2 separate regions of the Homo sapiens genome follow, and region 2 is linked to region 1. The links are chromatin contacts, found by Hi-C or POLR2A ChIA-PET in ENCODE. All regions are on one chromosome and are shown on one strand. The core of a region is the stretch at or near the end of the contact, and the rest is flanking DNA. Distances in the headings are between cores, read along the strand shown.

Evidence for each region. Hi-C counts contacts between places; a loop is a spot of excess contacts on that map. ChIA-PET counts read pairs that join two places held with the same protein, here RNA polymerase II (POLR2A). Pooled maps may share reads with other maps.
Region 2: a loop to region 1 is called in a map of CD8-positive, alpha-beta T cell, with 4 times the contacts of the local background. The contact joins the promoter of TMEM258 here to the promoter of SYT7 in region 1. A Hi-C loop is called at or near these places in 2 of 168 maps with a recorded cell type or tissue (both CD8-positive, alpha-beta T cell) and 8 of 50 pooled maps. POLR2A ChIA-PET finds 5 or more read pairs at or near these places in 1 of 52 experiments (T-cell).

The regions. Positions count from the first base shown.
Region 1 is chr11:61,577,359-61,583,337 of GRCh38, forward strand. SYT7 (synaptotagmin 7) reads right to left here and starts at 3,718. Exons shown (of 13, transcript NM_001365809.2): 1 at 3,432-3,718. The coding sequence starts at 3,462. It overlaps LOC105369331 (a long non-coding RNA gene), which reads right to left. Exons shown (of 5, transcript XR_950166.3): 4 at 5,238-5,287; 5 at 4,048-4,635. RefSeq lists silencers at 3,739-3,828, 3,849-3,998, 4,009-4,168.
Region 2 is chr11:61,791,300-61,796,587 of GRCh38, forward strand. It overlaps TMEM258 (transmembrane protein 258), which reads right to left and starts at 1,300. Exons shown (of 4, transcript NM_014206.4): 1 at 1,257-1,300. The coding sequence starts at 1,259. It overlaps FEN1 (flap structure-specific endonuclease 1), which reads left to right and starts at 1,612. Exons shown (of 2, transcript NM_004111.6): 1 at 1,612-1,729; 2 at 4,042-5,288. The coding sequence starts at 4,063. The coding sequence ends at 5,205. MIR611 (microRNA 611) reads right to left here and starts at 1,262; the gene lies at 1,196-1,262. RefSeq lists enhancers at 548-1,525, 1,318-1,612, 1,526-2,501, 4,047-4,547.

The DNA of each region.
Region 1 (5,979 bases), core at 2,468-4,967:
TGCCGATGGGGCAGGCTTTGGGGAGGTAGGTGGGAGGAGAGAGGTTGTTGGTGAAATGGGTGGACACAGTCAGGCCTCCTTGGACCTTCCCACACTCCAGCCCTGGCCTCTAACCCAGGTGTTCCTCAGGGCATACCCTTGATCTGCCCTTTCAGCCACACCCCTAACTTCTGCACCTCCCTCACCCGCCATCAGCCTCTTCCCCTAACTTGTGCCCAGTGACTGGAGGGTTGGCCTGGACAATCTAGTGGATCCTTCACCTTGAGAGAAGAGGCCCGCTGTGCCAAGGCCCCCTGCCCTGCATGCTCCCAAGTCACGACCTGCCTAGTGGAGTGTCTGTAGGGAACAGAGCCCACTAACAGGTGGGACAAAAGAAGGCTTCAAGCACTACTACTCCCAGGGACAAGCTCACAGAGGGCTGGGGGCAGGGCAGGCAGCCTTCAGGACCTAACCTCTGTCCCAGTGGTTCCCTCTCTGGCCTTGCTTACCAGCTCACTGCAAGGTCACCTCTCCCTCCCTCTCTCTTTTCCTGCCGCTGTCCTGCCTGCCCACTGCAACGCTGACCCCTGCAGGCCTGCTGGGGCCTGCCTGGCCTGGGGACAAGCAGTCCGAGAGAAACAGGGACTTCAGGATGAACCAGAGGGTGAAGGCTGAGGGCAGGAAGAGGCCGTGAAGTCTGGGAGGGGGCAGAAGGGAGGCTGCAGGTCTGGTCTAGGGAGGCTGGACAGAGTGTGGAGCTGGAGCCTGGGTGTGCATGGGAGGGGGCTGGTCTGGGTTCTTCACTGGACTCCGATTATTTCCCACAGTCCTTTTCTTCATTCACAATAGATCAGGGAACCAAGGGCCTGGGGGCCTGAGGCCCAAGTAGGGAGAGAACCACACCTGTCAGGTAAGGTCCTCACAGTAGCTGAGCCCTTAGGGACCTGCATAGTAAGTGGGATGAGGGAGGGAGTACCACAGGGATCTTCTGGAACCAGCATGAGGCAAAGGGGAGCAGGAGAGGACAGATTTTTTTTTTTTTAAGGATTGGGCCGCAGGTGTTCCTGAGAGTGGGATGAGAGGATCAGGATATAAAAGGCACTGGCCCCTGGGAGACCAGAGGGGAGGGGAGGGGTGGCCTGAGTTACACATAAATCAATTTGCATATCTCAGTACCAACCAGTACCAGCCAAGGGGAGATGGGGAGGCAGAAATGGGGGACACAGAGCCCTGGCTTGGGGAGCTGAGTCTAGGGAGCCTTGGGGGAGCTGGGGGGAAGGGAAATCTGACCTGGAACTATAGAGCCTACAAAGGTGGGCAGGGATGCCAGAGGGCAGAGGCCAGAATGAGATCTTTGACTCCTCAAGGACCCCAGATGACTAGGCTCAAAGGCAGACTGTGCCCTCTCCAGCCTATGTCTGACCCCACCCAGCCCAATGCCCACACCGGAGAGGAGTCAGCCTCAGGCCAGCCCCTTTCCCAGTCACAGCTGCCCTACCACAGGCACTGGTGGGTCCCGCAGCTGCAACTGGGGTGGGCAAGACAGGTCCCAACTGCAGCCAGAGAGGCCCATTCAAGGAGGGGGTGAGGGAAGAGTTGAGGGCTGCCAGCACACCAGGGATGGTACTGGACTCCAGACCCTTTGCCTAGAAGATGCCAAGCACGTCAAGCTGGCCTCCGTGGTGAGGGCAGAGGTGCTTGGAGGAGTGGTGATGTCATGGTGCCCAGGCATGGGAGGAAAGAGGAGGGAGGGAGAGGGGAGAGGGCACAGCCCCAGGCCAGTGGCCTAACAGGCCAGAGGGGAGGCTGCCAGCCTGGTGGGCGAGGGGATGGATAGTGTCCTTATTTCTTCCCTACCTTCCATCCTCATACCCCAGAGCTGGCTTCTGAACTAAGCTACTGGCTTCTAAGAAGGTGAGCAGAGCAAGAGAATACTCCTGCCACGGGCCATGGGCTGGAAGCCGGCGGCCTCTTCGACGAAGATGCCAGGGTAGGTGACCTAGGTCCAGACAGATGAGGGGAGGGCTCTCCACAGGCAATGCCCCTTCAGCCCTCACCTAGAGGACATTCAGAGAAGGGCGCAAGGTTCCAGAGAAGGAGACTGAATCTCTCACCCTCATATCCAAGTGCTGAGTGAGGGCAGTGCCTGGCGCCCAGTGGGTCGTCCTCAATATCGACTGGACTGAAAAGAATCGATGGGGGGTGGGAGCCGATTCCTCAGGAGGCAGGGACAGGCTGAGGCTGCCCCTAGAGGGGAAAGAGCAAATGTGGGGCTAGGGCAACAGTGGGCAAAGCCAGCACCCACTGGACTGCCTTCAGGAGCCTCAGGGCTGCAGGCTCCTTCTGTGCAGGGTCTTAGAGCCCTTCCTTCCCTACAGCACCGCCGCCCCCAGGAGGCTGGCAGGAGGGAGCCTGGAGGCTCTTCGTTTGGGAGCACATCCTGGGCTGGGGAGTCGTGCTTTTAGCATCAGAGAGAAGCCCAGAAACAGACCCTGATGCCAGAACTGGCAGACTGGGGGTGCTGGGACTGGGTGGAGCACCCCAGGTGGGAGCGGGGATGGAGCCTGGGCAGGAGCTGCAGGGGACCTGCCTACAGGTGGGCACTGGGTGAGGAGGCATCAGGAGCCAAGGAGGAAATGGCAGAGCAATTTCCGAGGAAGACGGGAAGATTCTTCGGCTTTGGCTTAGAGGATACCAAGCAGACAGTGGGCTCCCAGGCCACTCCCCTGGCGGGCGAAGCAGAAGGCAAAGGAGTTCGGCCCTCCCCCACCCCAGGACGGGAGAGAGTTTGGGGTTGTTTGCTTCCCCCTCCCCAAACCTAGGAGAACATTCTCTTGGCACCCCCATTCTCATGAGCCCCTGCTCTCTTTCCCTTCAGGCACCCCCGTCTCACCCATCAACGCCCCTGCAGTTCCCCACCCCCCAGAACCTCCCTGCCCAGCTGCCGCACCAGATTCCCACTTGCCCCCTGGCACCCTCTCAATTCACAGTTGGCACTGCGATGCCACTCCGCTCCCCTGTGCCCGCAACCTTGGCCAAGAGCTGCCGGGATCCTCGCCCTGGGGTCCGCCAGCGCTGGCACCCCCGGGGCACCGGTGCTGGGGAGCCTCGGGTGCCTCTGAGGGCACTGCCCGGCTCCCACAGGGGCAGCGGCTCCTCGCTCCGCCACACACGTTGTCCTTGGGCTGTTGAGGGGTGGGGGAGAGGTCCTTGTGGGGACACTGCGAAGCCGGTCCCAGACATCCAGCCTGGCAGTGTCCAGACTGCGGGGGACCGGGGTCCGAGCCGCTGCCGCTCGATCCCGCGCCCCCGGGGCTGGGATGACCCCTGGGGGAGCCCGTGCGGCTCCGGGCGGACAACAGCCCCAGGCTGGGGCTCCGAGACGGCGTCCGGCGCTGCCGCTGTCCTGCCCGCCGGTGCGGGGCGCCCCAGCCCGCCGGGGCCGCGCTTACCTGGGCTGGCCGCCTCCGGGTCCCGGTACATGGTCCCCTCGTCGCCGGTTCCCTCCGGGCTCCTCAGAGCCGCCCGCGGCCGCGCGCTGCTCCGCCGCCGCCGCTGGGCATGGGGCCGGGCGACCCCCGGGGGCGGGTCCGAGGGCGGGGGCCGAGCGGGCTGCACCTAGCCGCGGAGCCGGGGAGCGGGGGCCGCCCGCCAGCCCTCCCGCCCGCCCGCGGAGCACGCTGCCGCCGCCGCCGAACAGCGCCGAGCCGCCTCCCTCCGGCCTGCGCGCCGCGTGTGCGCGCCGGAGCGTGTGTGTGTGTACGAGGCCGTGTGTATGTGTGTGTGTGAGCGCGTGTGTGAGCGCGCCCGGGGCACCGCCGGCGCCGCCCGCCAGCCGCCGAACGCCGCGGCCACAGCCACCGCCTGCGCCCGCTGCCGGCCGCGCGCCGCACTGCACCCGCGCCCGCCGCCGCCCGAAGCCGCCCCGAGGGCACGGCCGCCGCCCCGCGCCCCGCCCGCCTCGCAGTCCCCGCGGGGAGGGCCGCCGAGCCCCACGGCCGGGCTCGTCCGGCCAGGGGATCCGGCTCCGCTGCGCGACCCACCCCCAGCCCGTGCTCCCCCGATGGCCGCGGCCTGGCACCGGGCAGGGCCGCAGAGCCGGCCACCTCCTCCGAGGTGCCCTTTGGCTCCGATCCAAAAGGCGTGGAGATCCACTCCGGGTTTTCCGCTTGCTGGCGGCTCGAGGGCGTCAGCTCCGGACTCAACACCGCGGCGGTCCGGGGCAGACGGACTGGTGTGTGCAAAAACCAGGAGTGGAATTTTTGGCAGCGCTGAGCCTGGGTCCGCCAGTCCGGTCTTTCTGCAAGCTCGCACACAGGTGGAGCCGAAAGGGCTAAGATCCCTGCCCTCGGTAGGAGGTTTGGCCTAGTGACCCTCCTCACCTAACCCAGCCCCACGAAAGAAGAAAATAGACTTTTCAGCCTCTGGCTATCCCTCTATAGCAGCAGCTCCTCCTCTGATCCTCCCCTCTATTCCTTGACCCTAGCACTTCGGAGGGTAGGAAGGAAATCCCTCCTTCTCCTTCCAACCCTGGACCTCTCTTGGTCCCCTCTGCCTCTCTGCCGGCTCAGCACAGTCTAAATCAGGTGAACACTCATTTCTCTACAGAATTTGGATGATTTGATTCTGGGGCAGGGAGGAGAAGAGACCTGTCTCCTAAGGATAAGAAAAACCCAGAAATGAACCATTAGTGGTATGGTAGGCACAGAGACCTCCCTGCACACACCTACACACGTAATCACCTACATACACACACACACACACACACACAGACATGATGCCCCCCACACACACACCCACACAGACATGCTGCCCACACAAAGAGACACATACACTGACGCTCCCCACAATACAGGTGCTGCCCCTACCCTTCACTGATGGGTCAGGTAAGAGGGCAAAATCCCTGGGTCTGTGGCAGCATCCTGCCCTCCCCTGTGCTGAGAATGCAGTTTGCAGGTGAGCCAGGCTTCCTAGAGTCAAGGATTATTATTTCCACCCTGAGAAATCCACTTTTGCTGGCTTTATACTGCACTACTCATGCCCAGCCACACCTCCACCTGCCCACAGTGTGGAAGGCAGCCAGGAACAACCCTCTATCTCAAGTCTCCCCGACACACACACAAACAGACCCCATCCCCTTGAAATCACATGGAGGCTATCCCCAACAACCACCACACACACACATACACACATACACATTCACCTCCACCTACAGCTTTTCCGGTTGAGAAAAAGATAAGGAAGTTCCCCCAGCAAACCTCCATGAAGACTGTTCCAGTGGAGAGCAGATTTCCTGGGAATGAATGTTCTACATAAAAATGGAAGGAAAAAAGGCATCGTAGGTTAAGGCCACAATTCCTCAGTGGCCAGAAATCTCAGCCCTCACCCTCTGGGGAAGGGCCATCCTATTCCATACACCTCACAGCTGTCTTCCCCCCACTCACCCAAGTACAGCCAAGAACCCAGGAGTTATCTACACTCTGCTTTGGGACCTGGCAAACCCCAGAAAGCTAAGCCAACAGGCTGGGACTGCAAGGTCTGCAACCTTGGCTCATTCCCCCACCCACCCCAGCTGCCTCTCTCATTACCCTAGTAAAGAGTAAACAGGGGCTGGGTATGGTAGCTCACACCTGTAAGCCCAGCACTTTGGGATGACGGGGCGGGAAGATCACTTGAGCCCAGGAGTTGAGACCAGCCTGAGCAACATGGTGAGACCCCATATCTACAAAGAAAAAAAAAATTAGCCCAGTGTAGTGGTGCGCCCCTGGGGTCTCAGCTACTCGGGAGGCTGCGACGGGAGGATGGCTTAAACCCAGTAGTTTGAGGCTGCAGTGAGCCATGATTGCACCACTGCCCTCCAACCCGGGCAACAGAGTGAGCCCGGTCTCAAAAAAAAAAAGAGCAAATAGGGCACCCCTCACCCTCCCACAACAGATGGGCACACAGACAGGTTCCCTGCTGAGGAATCTCCCCACTCCAGATCCCTCCACCCATCAATCT
Region 2 (5,288 bases), core at 50-2,549, 210 kb after region 1:
CTGGAGTGCCTGGAGTGCAGTGGTGCCAACTCGGCTCACTGCAAGCTCCGCCTTCTGGGTTCAAGTGATTATCCTGCCTCAGCCTCCCGAGCAGCTGGGATTACAGGCGTGAACCACCATGCCCGGCTAATTTTTTGTATTTTTAGGAGAGACAGGGTTTCACCTTGCTGGCCAGGCTGGTCTTGAACTTCTGACCTCCTGATCCGCTCGCCTCAGCCTCCCAAAGTGCTGGGATTACAGGAGTGAACCACCGCGCCTGGCCCTCAATTTCTAATTCAGTATTTTCCTCACTACCTATGCTATTATGGAATCTTGTGAGCTATGGTCAAGACATTCAAGTTCTGGTTCTGAGTAATCTGAGTCTGAGTAAAGCGACTGTAATATCTATTTCACAGAACTGAAAAATAAGAAAGATGATGAATCAAAGCATCTAGTGCCTAGCAGGGAGTATTTTGCTCAACAGGTATTTGCTTCCTTCCTAAGGCTGTAGGGAAGATGATGAGATAATGTCTTTTATGAAAGAGGGCTGTAAACGTAAAGATCTGTACAAATGTTAACTTCATTGTCACCGGTCAGCCAATGCTTCTAAAATCCAGAACATAACAACTCTAGAGAAGTAAACTGCCCCCATTGTTCTGAGACACTGGAATTCAATTCAGTAAACAATCACGGCCCCCTTCCCCCAAAATGATAAAGACAATCACTGCCATTTATTGAGCTTCCAATTACGGGCCCTCTGTTTGGCACTGAGAATACAAAGATGAATAGACATCATCCCAGAGCTAGATGCGCGTCAGACGGTGGTCACTAGGAGGCGTGGCCGAAAACAAAGAAGTCCATGGAACGTGGCCAGAGATCTGTACAGAGGCTGTGGGCGCTCCTAGGAAAGTCTGGCCAAGTGCCTGAGAGTTGGAAGTGCTTCACCAATAAACATTTGCCCAGGGCATTGTAGGATGGGCACGGGTTCGGCAGAAGAACTTTCCAAATAAAGATAACACACCACCGATAACAGAGATATACAAACTGGAAGGTATTCAAAATTCGCCCCACGCCTCTCGCCCTTAGAAATCGCGAGCTGAGAAACCTAAGGAGTTCATGGCAAGGGGCTTCCCCCTTCCCCACCCTTCAGCCCAAGCCGGAGGTTCCAGGAGCGTCTAGCCCTCTGGATCTCCGGCGTCTGAGGAGATAAGCGCGGTGTGGGTCAGACCCCGAGGGGTCCTCGCATCTCCGTCTGGAACTCCCCTCAACGCTCTCACCATTTTGCCCCGCGAAGGCTAATCCGCCGCTCCGCCACCGGAAGAACACGTCGGCAGGAGCAGGCGCCTAGCACAACCGGAAAAGGAAGTGCCTCCGGCGCAAGTGGCATTGAGGGACTTGTAGTCCTGCGATTTCGGGTGTAGAGGGAGCAGGGGCCTGCGGGGACCTGGTGTGGGTGGAGTGGGGACAAGCGGTGGAGAAGGGTACGCCAGGGTCGCTGAGAGACTCTGTTCTCCCTGGAGGGACTGGTTGCCATGAGAGCAGCCGTCTGAGGGGACGCAGCCTGCACTACGCGCCCCAAGAGGCTGTGCGTGGCGAGCAGGTCACGTGACGGGAGCGCGGGCTTTGGAAGGCGGCTGAACGTCAGGCCACCCGCCGCTAAGCTGAGAAGGGAGAGCGAGCTTAGGACCGCCTGCCCGGGGCAACCCCGAACCAAGCTTTAGCCGCCGAGGCCGCGTGTCCCAAAGGCCAGGTGAGACCCCATGGGAAGCGCCTCCGGGAGCGACGGGGTCCGCTTGGCGCTGGGGGCCGTGGGGAGCCGGGGTCTGGAGTGCGCGGGATTCGCAGTCAAGAGGTCCCGCCACTTTTCCCCCTGTGAGCCTTGGGCCAGTCGCGTAAGCTCCGAGCCTCTCTTTCCTCCATTGTAGAAAAGCGGTAATAAGTTCCACCTTATGGGGTCGTGTTGTATTTTTCCTAAGACCTTGGACGAGAAACATTTCTGACACTTGAGTTGTTTAGGCCCCTTTCCTGCCTACCTGTCTGTGGGACGCCGTGAGGGGATCAAGGGCTACATGGTCTGGTCCTCAGTCCACACTCCAGCAGCGCGGCCGGCTTGAGGCAAGAGCCGAAGGGTTGAACAGGCCTGGAGAGGGGACATTAGAGGTTTCTGTCTGTTGTCTCAGTTAACCCTGGCAGCAGCCCTGAGAGACAGGCATGGTAATCGTTCTTCTTCTGTAGACGAGAAAATAAACCTCAGTGGCTTGGTAATGTCACACGGATGGTAAATGCCGCGCCTAGATTCAAGGCCAGAGCTTTTGCCGCTGCAGTTCACAGGGGAATTATTCATATTAATCAAATGAATAATTCATTGTCAATTAATTATTAATTGATTAATAATCCAGGGATGGACCTGGAAGGACGCGTGAGAGGATGGCGAGAGGAGGGCACAGCTAAGGAAAAGTGGGAAAAGGCGGGCCTTATTCCAGCTTTCTGTTGAGATCCCAGAATGTAGGGTTAGGTTGGGAACCAGAACATGAAAGATCGTGATGCCATGCTGAAGTGTTTGGACTGAATTAGAAGGAAGAATTGAACAGTCATTGATGCTCTAGAAAGAACCCTGTGAAGAAAGAGTGGGAACAATGAAAAGGCCTGATGGAGTCTTTCGTTTCTTCTTTCTCTTTTCTTTTGTCTTCTTTTCTTTTCTTGACAGGGTCTTGCTCTGTTGCCCAGGCTGGAGTGTGGTGGCACAATCATAGCTCACTGTAGCCTGGAACTCCTGGGCTCATGTGATCCTCCCACCACGGCCTCCCAAAGTGCTGGGATTACTGCCCAGAGCCTCTGTGCCTGGCCCCAGTAGAATATTTCTTGGAGTATTGGACACATACCAACAGTGGGCACAAGATGAGTTTTTTATTTTTTTGAGACGGAGTCTCACTCTCTTGCTAGGCTGGAGTGCAGCGGCACAATCTCGGCTCACTGCATTCTCTGCCTCCTGGGTTCAAGCGATTCTCCTGCCTCAGCCTCCCGAGTAGCTGGGATTACAGGTGCACACCACCACACCCAGCTAATTTTTTTTTTTTTTGTATTTTTAGTAGAGACAGGGTTTCACCGTGTTGGCCAGGATGGCAAGATGATTTTAAATTGCACCCCCTAAAAATCCTTTTTAATAGTTATACATTTAATACATATTAAAATATAACTAATAGAACACAAATATTATTGCTTATGAGTTTTCCAGTTTAGTTTTTTAAAAAAAATTCTAAGTGAATGAAAGTACGGGTTTTAGTTGGAAGTAGCAAAAATCGTGAGGGTGATTTGGGAAACACTGCTATCTGGGAAACACTGAACTCTGAAGTGCAATACTCTTTTGAGCCCAGTGACTACAGCATGCCAGACCCCTAAATCAGGACCTGGGGAGGAGCCATGGAGTTAACATTTCAGACTGAGTGGTGGCGAGAAAACGCAAAGGGAAAGACTTGAAACTCTAGCAACATTATAATAAAAGTAGAAACTCTTATGTGCTGAGGCGATGATGAAGAGAGTTTAGAGAAGCTTGTGAGAAAGCCACATCACCTCCATTCAGATATGTTTGCAATCCTTTTTCAAGGCTGCCTTATTAGTCAGGGTTCTCCAGAGACTCAAAACAAATCAGATCTGTTTGTTTAGCTGGTGTATTTGCCTGTCTTTCAGGTCTGCCATTATGGTCCCTGGACTCCTCAAGCCAGGCCAAGCATCCTGGCCTTCTGTGGTCCTTGATGGAGACCTATGTTGCAGGTTTTTTTTGTGTAATAAATAATGCTGCTACCTTAGAATATCAACAGTATCTTATTTCTCTAAGCACGTGGTTCAATTTCTGGTACTCGTTGAGCCTTACTATTGAGTAAATTCTCCTGCTAGACTGAGTTTTTTGAGAATGGGGACCTTGTTCATCTTTTTATCTTTAGCAGTGCTGACATGGTGTCCTTTTTGTTGTGTGGAATTTAGTTGAAGGCATGAAGTTGGTGAGATAACACCAGTTATAACCTTTCTCCTTTCCTCCGTCTCTGACTTGCCTTTCTTTTTTAGTCATCCCTCCTCTGTGTTGCCATGGGAATTCAAGGCCTGGCCAAACTAATTGCTGATGTGGCCCCCAGTGCCATCCGGGAGAATGACATCAAGAGCTACTTTGGCCGTAAGGTGGCCATTGATGCCTCTATGAGCATTTATCAGTTCCTGATTGCTGTTCGCCAGGGTGGGGATGTGCTGCAGAATGAGGAGGGTGAGACCACCAGCCACCTGATGGGCATGTTCTACCGCACCATTCGCATGATGGAGAACGGCATCAAGCCCGTGTATGTCTTTGATGGCAAGCCGCCACAGCTCAAGTCAGGCGAGCTGGCCAAACGCAGTGAGCGGCGGGCTGAGGCAGAGAAGCAGCTGCAGCAGGCTCAGGCTGCTGGGGCCGAGCAGGAGGTGGAAAAATTCACTAAGCGGCTGGTGAAGGTCACTAAGCAGCACAATGATGAGTGCAAACATCTGCTGAGCCTCATGGGCATCCCTTATCTTGATGCACCCAGTGAGGCAGAGGCCAGCTGTGCTGCCCTGGTGAAGGCTGGCAAAGTCTATGCTGCGGCTACCGAGGACATGGACTGCCTCACCTTCGGCAGCCCTGTGCTAATGCGACACCTGACTGCCAGTGAAGCCAAAAAGCTGCCAATCCAGGAATTCCACCTGAGCCGGATTCTGCAGGAGCTGGGCCTGAACCAGGAACAGTTTGTGGATCTGTGCATCCTGCTAGGCAGTGACTACTGTGAGAGTATCCGGGGTATTGGGCCCAAGCGGGCTGTGGACCTCATCCAGAAGCACAAGAGCATCGAGGAGATCGTGCGGCGACTTGACCCCAACAAGTACCCTGTGCCAGAAAATTGGCTCCACAAGGAGGCTCACCAGCTCTTCTTGGAACCTGAGGTGCTGGACCCAGAGTCTGTGGAGCTGAAGTGGAGCGAGCCAAATGAAGAAGAGCTGATCAAGTTCATGTGTGGTGAAAAGCAGTTCTCTGAGGAGCGAATCCGCAGTGGGGTCAAGAGGCTGAGTAAGAGCCGCCAAGGCAGCACCCAGGGCCGCCTGGATGATTTCTTCAAGGTGACCGGCTCACTCTCTTCAGCTAAGCGCAAGGAGCCAGAACCCAAGGGATCCACTAAGAAGAAGGCAAAGACTGGGGCAGCAGGGAAGTTTAAAAGGGGAAAATAAATGTGTTTCCCCATTATACCTCCTTCACCCCAGAATATTTGCCGTCTTGTACCCTTAAGAGCTACAGCTAGAGAAACCTTCAC